Regions from separate parts of the Homo sapiens genome. Here region 2 is linked to region 1. Evidence: read pairs that join two places in POLR2A ChIA-PET (ENCODE). Cell type or tissue: GM12878. All regions are shown on one strand. Each heading gives the region's core, and the rest is flanking DNA. Links, peaks and the distances in the headings are about the cores only.

Evidence for each region. ChIA-PET counts read pairs that join two places held together with the same protein. Peaks named below come from ENCODE experiments on the same cell type or tissue, not always from the same donor. Only the 100,000 strongest peaks of a DNase experiment are listed, where the experiment ranks them.
Region 2: POLR2A ChIA-PET joins it to region 1 with 7 read pairs; 3 of 35 experiments call an interaction of 5 or more read pairs at or near these places.

What each region holds. Positions count from the first base shown.
Region 1 is chr18:63,139,623-63,145,007 of GRCh38, reverse strand. The region is part of intron 2 of BCL2 (BCL2 apoptosis regulator); the gene reads left to right. Among named protein-coding and RNA genes, the nearest start is that of BCL2, 180 kb to the left of the region's middle. RefSeq lists enhancers at 1,963-2,152, 2,703-2,802. In GM12878, for the core only: no CTCF peak of the experiment used is centred there; DNase peaks (open chromatin) are centred at 3,067 and 4,777; H3K4me3 peaks cover 2,520 bases; H3K27ac peaks cover 3,805 bases.
Region 2 is chr18:63,028,306-63,033,690 of GRCh38, reverse strand. No RefSeq gene overlaps it. Among named protein-coding and RNA genes, the nearest start is that of BCL2, 290 kb to the left of the region's middle. In GM12878, for the core only: no CTCF peak of the experiment used is centred there; no DNase peak of the experiment used is centred there.

The DNA of each region.
Region 1 (5,385 bases), core at 128-5,127:
ATTTTAAAATACTCTTGAGATGGCACGTGCAGCCCTAGCAACAGGGCCAGACCACAGTCAAGGGCTTCCAGAGTGTGCCGCACACGTTCCCGTGGGATCCAGCCTTGCACAGTGCCCAGGGCGGCGGGGGCGGGGGTGATGGGGAAGGTCCTGTGACTGGTGGTTTCTCCATGGTCACAGGGTCTTCTTTCTGTTGATGTGGCCCCATTCGCTCTGACTCACCCCTGACGGCATACACCGGCTTGCTTTAGGACCCACCAGGGTGGCCCCAAACTCCCATGCCACTTCCTTGCCCTGAAACACCATCCTTGGTTTTCTTGCTTTTATTTGAAGTCCTGAGGCCTCAGCTCCTGTCTCACTTTCTGTCCGCCTTCCAGCCCATCTTAAACACTCTTGGTACATTTCTTGAGCGTTCCCTGTCACTCCTCGGGACTTCCTGTTTAGCCTCTCATATTTATTGCTCCGGGGGAGCCGGAGTTGGATCTTGTATGTCTTTTCTGCTTCCTTTGGGAGAAGCAAAATATAGTTGAAAAGGTACATGCCTGGCAGTCATATAGTCCTGGATTCGAACCCCGGCTTTGCTGCAATGAGCTGAGTGACTTTGAGCAAGTTGTGTGACCTTTCTGATGGCAGTCTCTTCTGTCTAGAGTTGTTTGTAAAAGCCACCTTAATGGGCTTTGGCACCACAGTTAAATATCTCTTGTCATCCCAGATTTAGTGCCTAGCCAGAAGTAGATGCTAAATAAATACTTTTTAAAGTGGTTTGCCTATGGTTGGATTGCTCGATTCAGATATGTCCAAAAGATAGATCAAAGCTAGAGGAAAGAAAGAGCTAAAACGAGCTATCCAAAGTTAGCGCCAATTATACTATGAAAAACATGTTGCCTGTGGATCCAAGATTGGCCAAGGGGTTTCCTCAGTGGAAATAGCAATTTGCTTGACCTAAAATTTCTCTTGAAGCCTTCACCAGCCCAAACTTGAGCTTATTCCTACGACCTTAGGTGTGCATATCTCTGAGTCATCCCATTGGAAGAGCGTTTACTGAGTACCTGATTTGGGTGATGAGCATGATGTCCTGCCTTAAGGAGCTCATTGTCATGGAGTCAAGCTCACTATCTCCCCTGCAGCACTCTGCACAATGCTGTGTGCAACTCAGGCGGTCAGTAAATGTTTGCATCCCTGAATGCAACCTGAGCCAACTCGCTCCAAGGTTTCTGCAATGGCAGCAAGGTTCTGCCAGTGCTACACATGCATAGGCATGGCCACTGACCACTCAGCTGCCAGTCCCACCTGGAATATTCTGGCTCTGCCATTTTTGCCTGAGGAATAGTCGGTGTATAAAGGCCCCGTAGCACAGTTCAAATTCCATTTGCAATGCAGCCAGCACATACTTGCATCCCTTCTGCAGGCAGGGTCCCCCAGGCTCGCCGCTGCAAGCTGCAAAAGTGTCTGACCGGTCCTGAGCGTTTGACGGGAAGTGACAGTTGCCTTGGAAGTGGATCTCCCAGGGGCACGACTTTTCTCGTGTTAAGTGCCCACTGCTGACAATGCTGACAGGCCTTGTACAGTGGGCACGTGTAGTGTTCTGACCTTGCTCCTGCCCCCAGGAGGCCAGCTTCACTGGCTTCACTGTGAGAGCGTGTCCTTGGGTCAGGTCAGCCAGCTGTCAACTGTGCCCCTGTAGGTTGTGCTGATGGAAGATATTTCAGCCCCTCCACTCACTTAAAACTCATCCATGATTGCTTTCAGCTTCTCTTTTTCTCTTTCTCTTTGTCTTTCTGGGTCTCTGGGTCTCCCGTTTCTCTCTCTGAGTTTCTGTTTTTGCTTCTCTCTCTAGTTCTATATACAGCAGTATCCTTCTTGCAACAGAAAGCATACTGTCAGAGGTCCTTCGCCGTAAACAGCTATTCAGATGAGAGGCCACGCCAGCGTATCTTGTCCATATGTTAATGAGCCAGGATCCAGAACCACAGGCTGACCTGGCCCACCATTTACCTGTCCTGGTACTAACAGCTGCTGCCACTGACAGAGACTGCATTTTCCTTGTGATAGAGAGGTCTGCTGTCTTCCCTGGGCACAGGAAGACTGTCTGATGAGGAAGGAAGAGGATTGTCAAAGAGCCAAGCAGTGTTCCTTGAAATGCATCTGGTTTTATTCATGTTGAGTCTTTCCAGGTGAACTGAACTAAATCATAAACTACAAAATGAAAGCAGATTTTTCTTAGCATGCCCATATGGAGCTCACTGAGGAGTTCACCACCATCCGTCAGCTCCCCTTGTCCCCCAGAGCACAGAGGATGTAATTGTTCTTCTCTTCCTGATCGGTAGATTGATGGTGTGGATAAGAAGCCTCTCCCATGGGCTTCTCAGAGGATCATCGCAGTCACTTTGACGGTCACAGAATGACCCATTGAGCTGCAGAACTGGGGAGCTGGGATCTGAGTAAGACTATTATACGTTGGGGTGCTTTTGAGTGGGATGTAAGCAGGCTGTGAAGTTTCAGCCATTTGTGACTTACCTGCCCCAAACCAAGAACAACAGAACCAGCACCATCCGGGGTGCATCTGGTCCTCGACAGATGTCTGGGCCTGCGGTAGGTCATCAGGGCTCCCTGGAGCTAATGCAGTGTGGAGCTTCCAGAAAAGATGCCCAGGCTGATTTCTTAACCAGTCCCAAAAAGCAAGTGCCAGACAAGGCAGGGCTGGAGGCTGGCAGTGCCCAGCTGGCTGAGGATGCCGCATCCTCCAGCCTAGTCTGCTTTGCTCTTTTTCTTCTACATACCCTCCTCCAGGTCTGAGGCCACTTTCAGCAAATTCCTATTAGGACATGCAGGTTCTTTGTACTCCCCACACCACCAGCCTCAGTCAACACTTACTGATTTAAACAAGTGAAAACCAAACATTTGGCCCCTAACTCTGGCCCTCCACGTTTAATAAATGAAGGACTCCCTCCCCTCACTGCCCCCAGCAGCGATGTCCTGATGACAGCGATTAGGCCAAGCTGCAGAACTTAACAAGCATCTGCTTTCAGTTCCCATTTTTGGCGTATTTTCATGAATTAACTCTTGCAGTGACAAAAATAGAGGGAGGCAGCCTGGGCCATGCCCCGTGTTCACGAGTCACATGGCAGGTACAGGAGCCACGGCACGCTTGGCCCAAATCATGACCGACAAGTAGAGCATATTTGCCTGTCGCCAATCCCTGTGGAGCACACAGTGATTATGTTCTACTCACATACGGAGACAGGTATGGACAGTGGCGTGGGGTGGGGAGGAGAGCCACATGTGTGGCTCCAGATCCCAAGAAAAAAGAGTTGGTGGATCTATTCCAAACGCCAGTCTGCCTGTGGAATCCCCAGCCCCTGTCAGGCAGTGGAGAGTCCTGTTCGGTATTGAATATAATCAGAGCTTCCCACCTGCTCCCTACTTTAAGCCACACTGATGTCACCAGTTCTAATTAAAACTGGCATGAGAGGCAGAGGGCTTTGTGGGCATATGGGGGTTGGGGTCTGGGACAAATAACTTGGATTATGCTCATAAAAGCAAAGAGATTGGAAGCACAGAGGCACATCAGAGGTCACAGCTTCAGTGCTGTGCCAAGAAAGGCCTCCTCCTAACTCACAGCAGGAGGGTCTGAGGCCAGGTGGGGAGAAGAGCAGTGGAGAAGTGGCGGATGGAAGAGATGGACCACACAGAGAGGAAGCAGGAGATCCTCTGCAATAGTTACAGTAACACAGCTCTGGCACGCACCAACAGAACCCAAGTCACATCCTCAAGGATGCACGAGAAAGGGTGAAGAATAAGGTCACTAACTAGGTAAGCCCAGATGGTAGAGCGGAGAGAGACTTCTTAGAGGTTCGCTACGGCGGAGTTTTCAGATGAGGAAAATTGAAGGTCCCAGGGGTGAAGTGAGCTGCTCACCTTACAAGTAGGAGTGCCCCGATTGCTGCTCATGCATCCGACCCCTAACTTCTCATCCAGAACACAAACCATGCCACCTCCTACTACAGTTCTTCCTTTTTTTCTTTTGGAGAATGACAGTGGTGCACATTTTCTAACCAGCAGCGTCTCATTCCTCATTACACTTGTGAGCCGAGGATCCATCACAAGCCAGTACTTCTGTGGAATTCCATATGGTATAAAAATAGTTTAGTCCCTCTTCATGTCGTGTAAGGAACATAATTAAGCTCTTTTATTGGGATATAGTTCACGTGCCATAAAATTCCATTTAAAGTGATCAGCGCATTGGTTTTTAGCATATTCAAAAGGTTATACAGCCATCACCCTTAGCTAATTCCAGAACTTTTCCATCACTCCAAAAAGAAGCCCTGTACCCATTAGCAATGACTCCCTAGTCTCCCCGTCTCCCCATCTCCTGGGAACCTCTAATCCACTTTTTGTCTTGATGGCCTTGCCTATTTTGGACATTGCATGTCAATGGACTCATAGACAGTGGGTGGCCTTTGTGCCTGGATCCTTCACTTGGCCTCATGTTTTTGAGGGTCATCCATGTTGTTGCATGTGTCAATGCTTCGCTCCTTTTTTTGGCTGAGTTGTAAGATTCCATTATGTGGGTAGACCACATTTTGTTTATTTGTTCATCAGTTAGTGGATATTTGGGTCATTTCCACTTTTGGCTATTATGAATAATGCTGATGTGAACATTTGTGTACAAGTTTTCGTGTGAACGTGCAATTTCAATTCCTTTGGGTGTACTAGGAGTTGAATTGCTGGGTCATGTGGTGACTCTGTTTAACTCTTTGAGGAATCAGCAAACTGTTTTCCCACAATGGCTGCACCAGTTTACATTCCCACCAGTCATGTGCAGGGGTTTCAATTTCTCAACATCCTTGCCAACACTTGTTATTATCTATTTTTAAAATTAGAGCCACTCTAGTGGATGTGATCTCTCCTTGTGGTTTCGATTTGCATTTCCCTAATGACTAATGATAGTGAAGCATCTCTTCATGCACTTACTGGCCATTTGTGTACCTTCACTGGTAAAATGTCTACCAGAATCCTTTGGCCTTTTTTAAAATTTAGCTACTTACGTTTTTATTGTTGAGTTATAATAATTAAGTTTTTTGCTGGACATATTTTCATGTCCAACACAATATCATAAAAGTGTTAAGTTTGTCACTTTATGCTTGATACTTCCCCCCGAAACAGTGAAATAGCATAAGCCCAAAACAAGAGAGGGCTGAGCACCACAACAGGCAGGGCCCTCGGAAGCTCTAGCCAAAAGAAGGTAATGGAATGAGGAAGGTAGGAAGAAAAATGAAGAAACTTCGTTTTAAAGCCAAAACACTGGAAAGCAGGTGACTGAGGCCTGTGTGTATATAGGCCCTTTCTTTAGGGCCTCTTCAGGTGTGCCTTAAAATGAGGACA
Region 2 (5,385 bases), core at 112-5,111, 110 kb after region 1:
AATCCCAGCACTTTGGGAGGCCAAGGCAGGTGGATCACCAGAGGTCAGGAGTTTGAGGGCAGCCTGGCCAACACGGTGAAACCCCATCTCTACTAAAAATACAAAAATTAGCTGGGCATGGTGGTGGGCGCCTGTAGTCCCAGCTACTCAGGAGACTAAGGCAGGAGAATCTCTTGAATTCAGGAGGCGAAGATTGCAGTAAGCTGAGATTGCACCACTGCACTCCAGCCTGGGTGACAGAGCAAGACTCTATCTAAAAAAAAAAAAAAAAAATTAAAATTAAAATTAAAAAAATTAAAAATGATACATATTTGTACATATTTATGGAGTACAAGTGATATTTTGTTACATGCATAGAATGTGTAATTATCAAGTCGGGGTATTTGGGGTATTCACCACCTTGAGTATTTATCATTTCTATGTGTTGGGAACACCTTTAAATTCTCTCTTCTAGCTATCTTGAAATATATAATACATGATTGTTAACTATAGTCACCTTACTCTCCTATCAAACATTAGAATTTATTTCTTCTATTTCACTGTATATTTGAACCCATTAACCAACCTCTCTTCCTCCCCCATGCACATCCTTTCCAGCCTTTCATAACTATCATTCTACTCTCTACCTCCATGAAATCAACTTTTTTAGGTCCCACATACGAGTGAGAATATGCAATATTTGTCTTTCTGTACCTGGCTTATTTTACTTAACATAATGGCCTCCAGTTCCATCTATGTTGCTACAAATGACAGGATTTCATTATTGTTTTATGGCCAAATAGTATTCCATTGTGTATTTATATTAACACCACATTTTCTTCTTTTTCTTTTTTTTTTTTTTTTTTTTTGAGACAGAGTTTTGCTCCTGTTGCCCAGGCTGGAGTGCAATGGCATGATCTTGGCTCACTGCAACCTCTACCTCCCAGGTTCAAACAGTTCTTCTGCCTCAGCCTCCCAAGTAGCTGGGATTACAGGCATGTGTCACCATGCCTGGCTAATTTTTGTATTTTTGGTAGAGATGGGTTTTCACCATGTTGGCCAGCTTGGTCTTGAACTCCTGACCTCAGGTGATCCATCTGCCTTGGCCTCCCAAAGTGCTTGGATTACAGGCATGAGCCACCATGCCTGGCCACCACATTTTCTTTATCCATTCATCCATTGATCTTTATTTCCCTAGACTGCATTCTAAATTGTTTCACACCCATCTTCCAATTAACAAATACCCATGTTAGCTGTTACCTAATTAGTTACTCCGCTGATCTTTCTAAAAAATGTAATTGTGGCCAGGAGCCGTGGCTCACGCCTGTAATCCCAGCAGTTTGGGAGGCCTAGGCAGGTGGATCACTTGAAGTCAGGAGTTCAAGACCAAACTGGCCAACATGGTGAAAACCCATCTCTACCAAAAATACAAAAAGTAGCCAGGCGTGGTGACGGACACCTGTAATCCCAGTTACTCAGGAGGCTGAGGCATAATAATTGTGTGAACCTAGGAGATGAAGGTTGCAGTGAGTTGAGATCATGTCACTGCACTCCAGCCTGGGTGACGGAGCGAGACTCAGTCTCAAAAAAAAAAAAAAGTATATATATATATAATTGCTATAATGTAATATGTATGTAATTGCTATAATTTTCATTTATTGACGATCTACTAGATTTGTTTTTAAATCCACATGTTTCTGTCCAAATTTCCAAGCTTCTACTTAATTTTTTTCCTGAAATCTACATGGGATTATAAATCTTTAATTTTAAAAGAACATATTAGATGTAGATAATGAGTATTCTTTATCTGAAAATAAGTATGTGAACTTTTAAAAGATCTATTTCTACTATCTGTTGTTTCTGCCTCTTCTCATTCATAGTAACTTGATTCCTCATAAATTTCATAATTTTTTAAGCCACTTATATTCTTTGCAACTTTACCTGTGGGAATTCTTGCAGAACTGAATTAAATTATGTTTTTTTTTCTTTAGGAAGGTCGCTTACTTCTGTGAATCATCTGGAGATGCTACAAACAAAGGATTTTAATTTAAAGTCTGCTTGATGTTTTCCAGATCACACAAGTGGTTAGTTAAGATAAAATCTTGCATGAGGGCTGGCATATGGTTGCAAATTCTCAAGGGATATATTTTTTTCCTTCTCCACCTGTCAGCAAGGCTGAGAAAAGCAAATTTTTTGCTATAAATTTCTGTGCAGTGGGGCTTATGTCTCACTCATATGCAGTGTAAGTCCCAGCTATATATGGGGGCCTCCTATTATATTCCCTCCTTGGGCAGAATCTGGGCTTTATCTCCAGCCCCCTACACCCAAGGTACTTGCAAAGTGAAATCTTAAGATCTGGTGGAAACCCTTAGAGGAAAAGCTAGCTTTGGAACTTATTAACCTCCCAGAGGTCTTGATTTTATTTTATTTTTAGACTTGGTGTATTCCTCACTTATAATCATTTATAAAATTTGGTTTAAAATTTTTTAAAAACCATTTTAGTTGTTCCAGTGAGGACAGTCATTGTGTACCTGACTGCCATATTGCTAGAAGAAGTTACCAGGTATTCTTGAAGGAAAACAGAATTTAAGGGAAGCTGTGAAGACTGCCTATATACATCTTATTGTTGCAGGCTTAGGGCAATGTTATTGTTAATTCAGGATCATAGAAGACCAAGGATACAATAAGTAGGTGTATTAATCCACTTTCACATGCTGTAAAGAACTGCCTGAGACTGGGTAATTGATAAAAGGAAGAGGTTTAATTGACTCACAGTTCTGCAGGACTGGGGAGGCCACAGGAAACTTACAATCATAGTGGAAGGGGAGACAAACATATCCTTCTTCACATGGTAGCAGGAAGGAGAAGCGCCAAGCAAAGGGGGAAAAGCCTCTTATAAAAACATCAGATCTCATGAGAACTCACTATCACAAGAACAGCGTGAGCGTAACCACCCCATTATTCAATTATCTCCCAGTGGGTACTTCCCATGACATGGGACTGGAGGAACTACAGTTCAAGATGAGATTTGGGTGGGGACACAGCCAAACCATATTAGTGGTAAAAACTGGATTATTGTGTATTAATGGAGAGGATCAATTACACAAAGAACATAAAAATATGTTTGACACAAAGAGAGTTGATTTTTCCAGGAAAATTAAAGAATTTAGAGACAAACTGGGGAGATGGAAAATTAAACAAAAAATTCTAATGCTCTTTGGGGAGTATCTTCTGAATTATTTTTATATTGCAGAGAGTTTGTAAACAGGCCTATTTATTATAATTATTAAAATTAATAACCAATTTATTAATAGTAAAATTTTAAACGTAAATATTCTTACACCCTTGTGTTTAATTTACAAATTGTATCCTACTTATAAATCTAGTAATTTTTGTCCAAAAATAAGAAATATGATATTCACTTGTTCTTTGATTAATCTTAAATTAACTTAAGCTTAATAGTTAAAGTCTTCTAAACAATTAAATACGCCGGCCGGGCGCGGTGGCTCACGCCTGTAATCCCAGCACTTTGGGAGGTCGAGGTGGGTGGATCACGAGATCAGGAGATCGAGACAATCCTGGCTAACACGGTGAAACCCTGTCTCTACTAAATATACAAAAAATTAGCCGGGCGTAGTGGCGGGCGCCTATATTCCCAGCTACTCAGGAAGCTGAGGCAGGAAAATGGCGTGAACCCAGCGTGCGGAGCTTGCAGTGAGCTGAGATTGTGCCACTGCACTCCAGCCTGGGCAACAGGGCGAGACTCTGTCTCAAAAAAAAAAAAAAAAAGAAAAGAAAAAACAATTAAATACAACTTACAAACATAATTATGTTCTTTTAAACATTTTTAATGCCTGACTGGACAGATTTACAAAACAAAATCTTCTAAACTCTTAAGAAACTCTTGCAAATCAAACTTATAAACATAGTGAGCCAGTTTTTATTTTCTTTTTCTTTTTTTTATTTTTTCTATAGACAGGGTCTTGCTATGTTTCCCAGGCTGACCTCAAACTCCTGGGCTCGAGCGATCCTCCTGCCTCAGACTGCTGAGTAGATGCGATTACAGGCACACACACCATACTTATTTCAGGTCAGTTTTTCTTAAACATTCAAATACTGTTTTAAAATTTAATCAAATTATCTTATACTTTATGAATTAAAATTGCAGGTCTAATACCAATGATGTATTTCAAATTGAAATCCCAAAATTGATATATCAGAGCTTCAAATGTATATTGTTTCTACCCCTTATTTATTATGTAGATTATCCTGATTATAAAACTTATTAATAAACTTAACACAAAATATTAATACCACAGGTTTGTTTTCCTTCACCATTTCTCTGCTTATATTAATATAATCTTAGAACTGTAAAGCCACTTAAGTAGAGAGGACAGATTCTTATCACTTGGAACAGCACTGATAAGACTGGGATGAAGTTTCAGGACTACAGTGAAATTGCTTATTGGTCAGAGATTGAGTGGGATGTGGGCATGACTGACCCTACCAAAGCATGGGTGAATATACTGAACCAATTCCATCAACCAGAAACCCAAAGCCACGCTTTTCAACTGGGATTTAGTCTTCAACCAGTGCATCGTGTTTCTATTTTATCCACTTTTTAATCAAACCCTTTTCACCTCTTTATTACCTGAGTTGGGTAGATGTGCCCCTACCCATATTGTAACCAATTTCCTTCATCATTTGTTTGGACTCTAATAACCTCTCTATGGTCTGATTGGATACTATGTGTTACTGTTTGCTTGTTATTTGGTTCTCATCCACAATTCTGCTATCATTTTATTCACAAGGATGGACATTTCATCTGACCAAGGCATGTCAGGAAAGACTTACAGGAAGAAATAATGTCAAAGCCAAGATCTGAAAGATTCATCCATCTATTTTTAAAATATTTATTGAGTAATTAACATATGCAAGTACTGATTTGGTATCTACTGAGTAGCTAACATATTCAGATACTAGTAGTCTAGTGGTGAACGCAACAGATTAAATGGCTGCCCTCATAAAGCTTATCTTTTGGTGGAGGAAGGCAACAAGTAACTAATACGGTATAAATGGGGGGATGACATGTGAGCAGTAACCTGAATGTCAAACAACAGGGGAAGGTGTAAGAAGATAAAGGAAGTCACTAAAAAGGATGACATAGATGAGTGGTTTTCAACTCTGTCAAGCTCAACACCCCTTTATAATAGTAATAAATATTTTGTAATACCCCTCTTTTGTTACCCTGAAATTAAATTCACAGATAATATATTTACTCAGGTGCATAATTTTTTAAAAGAATGTACACAATGGCCTGACCATAATAGAAACAATTCAAATAGAATAAAACCTATGCATTTTTTATCCATATATGTCCAGTCACAAAAACAACTACTGTAGGTA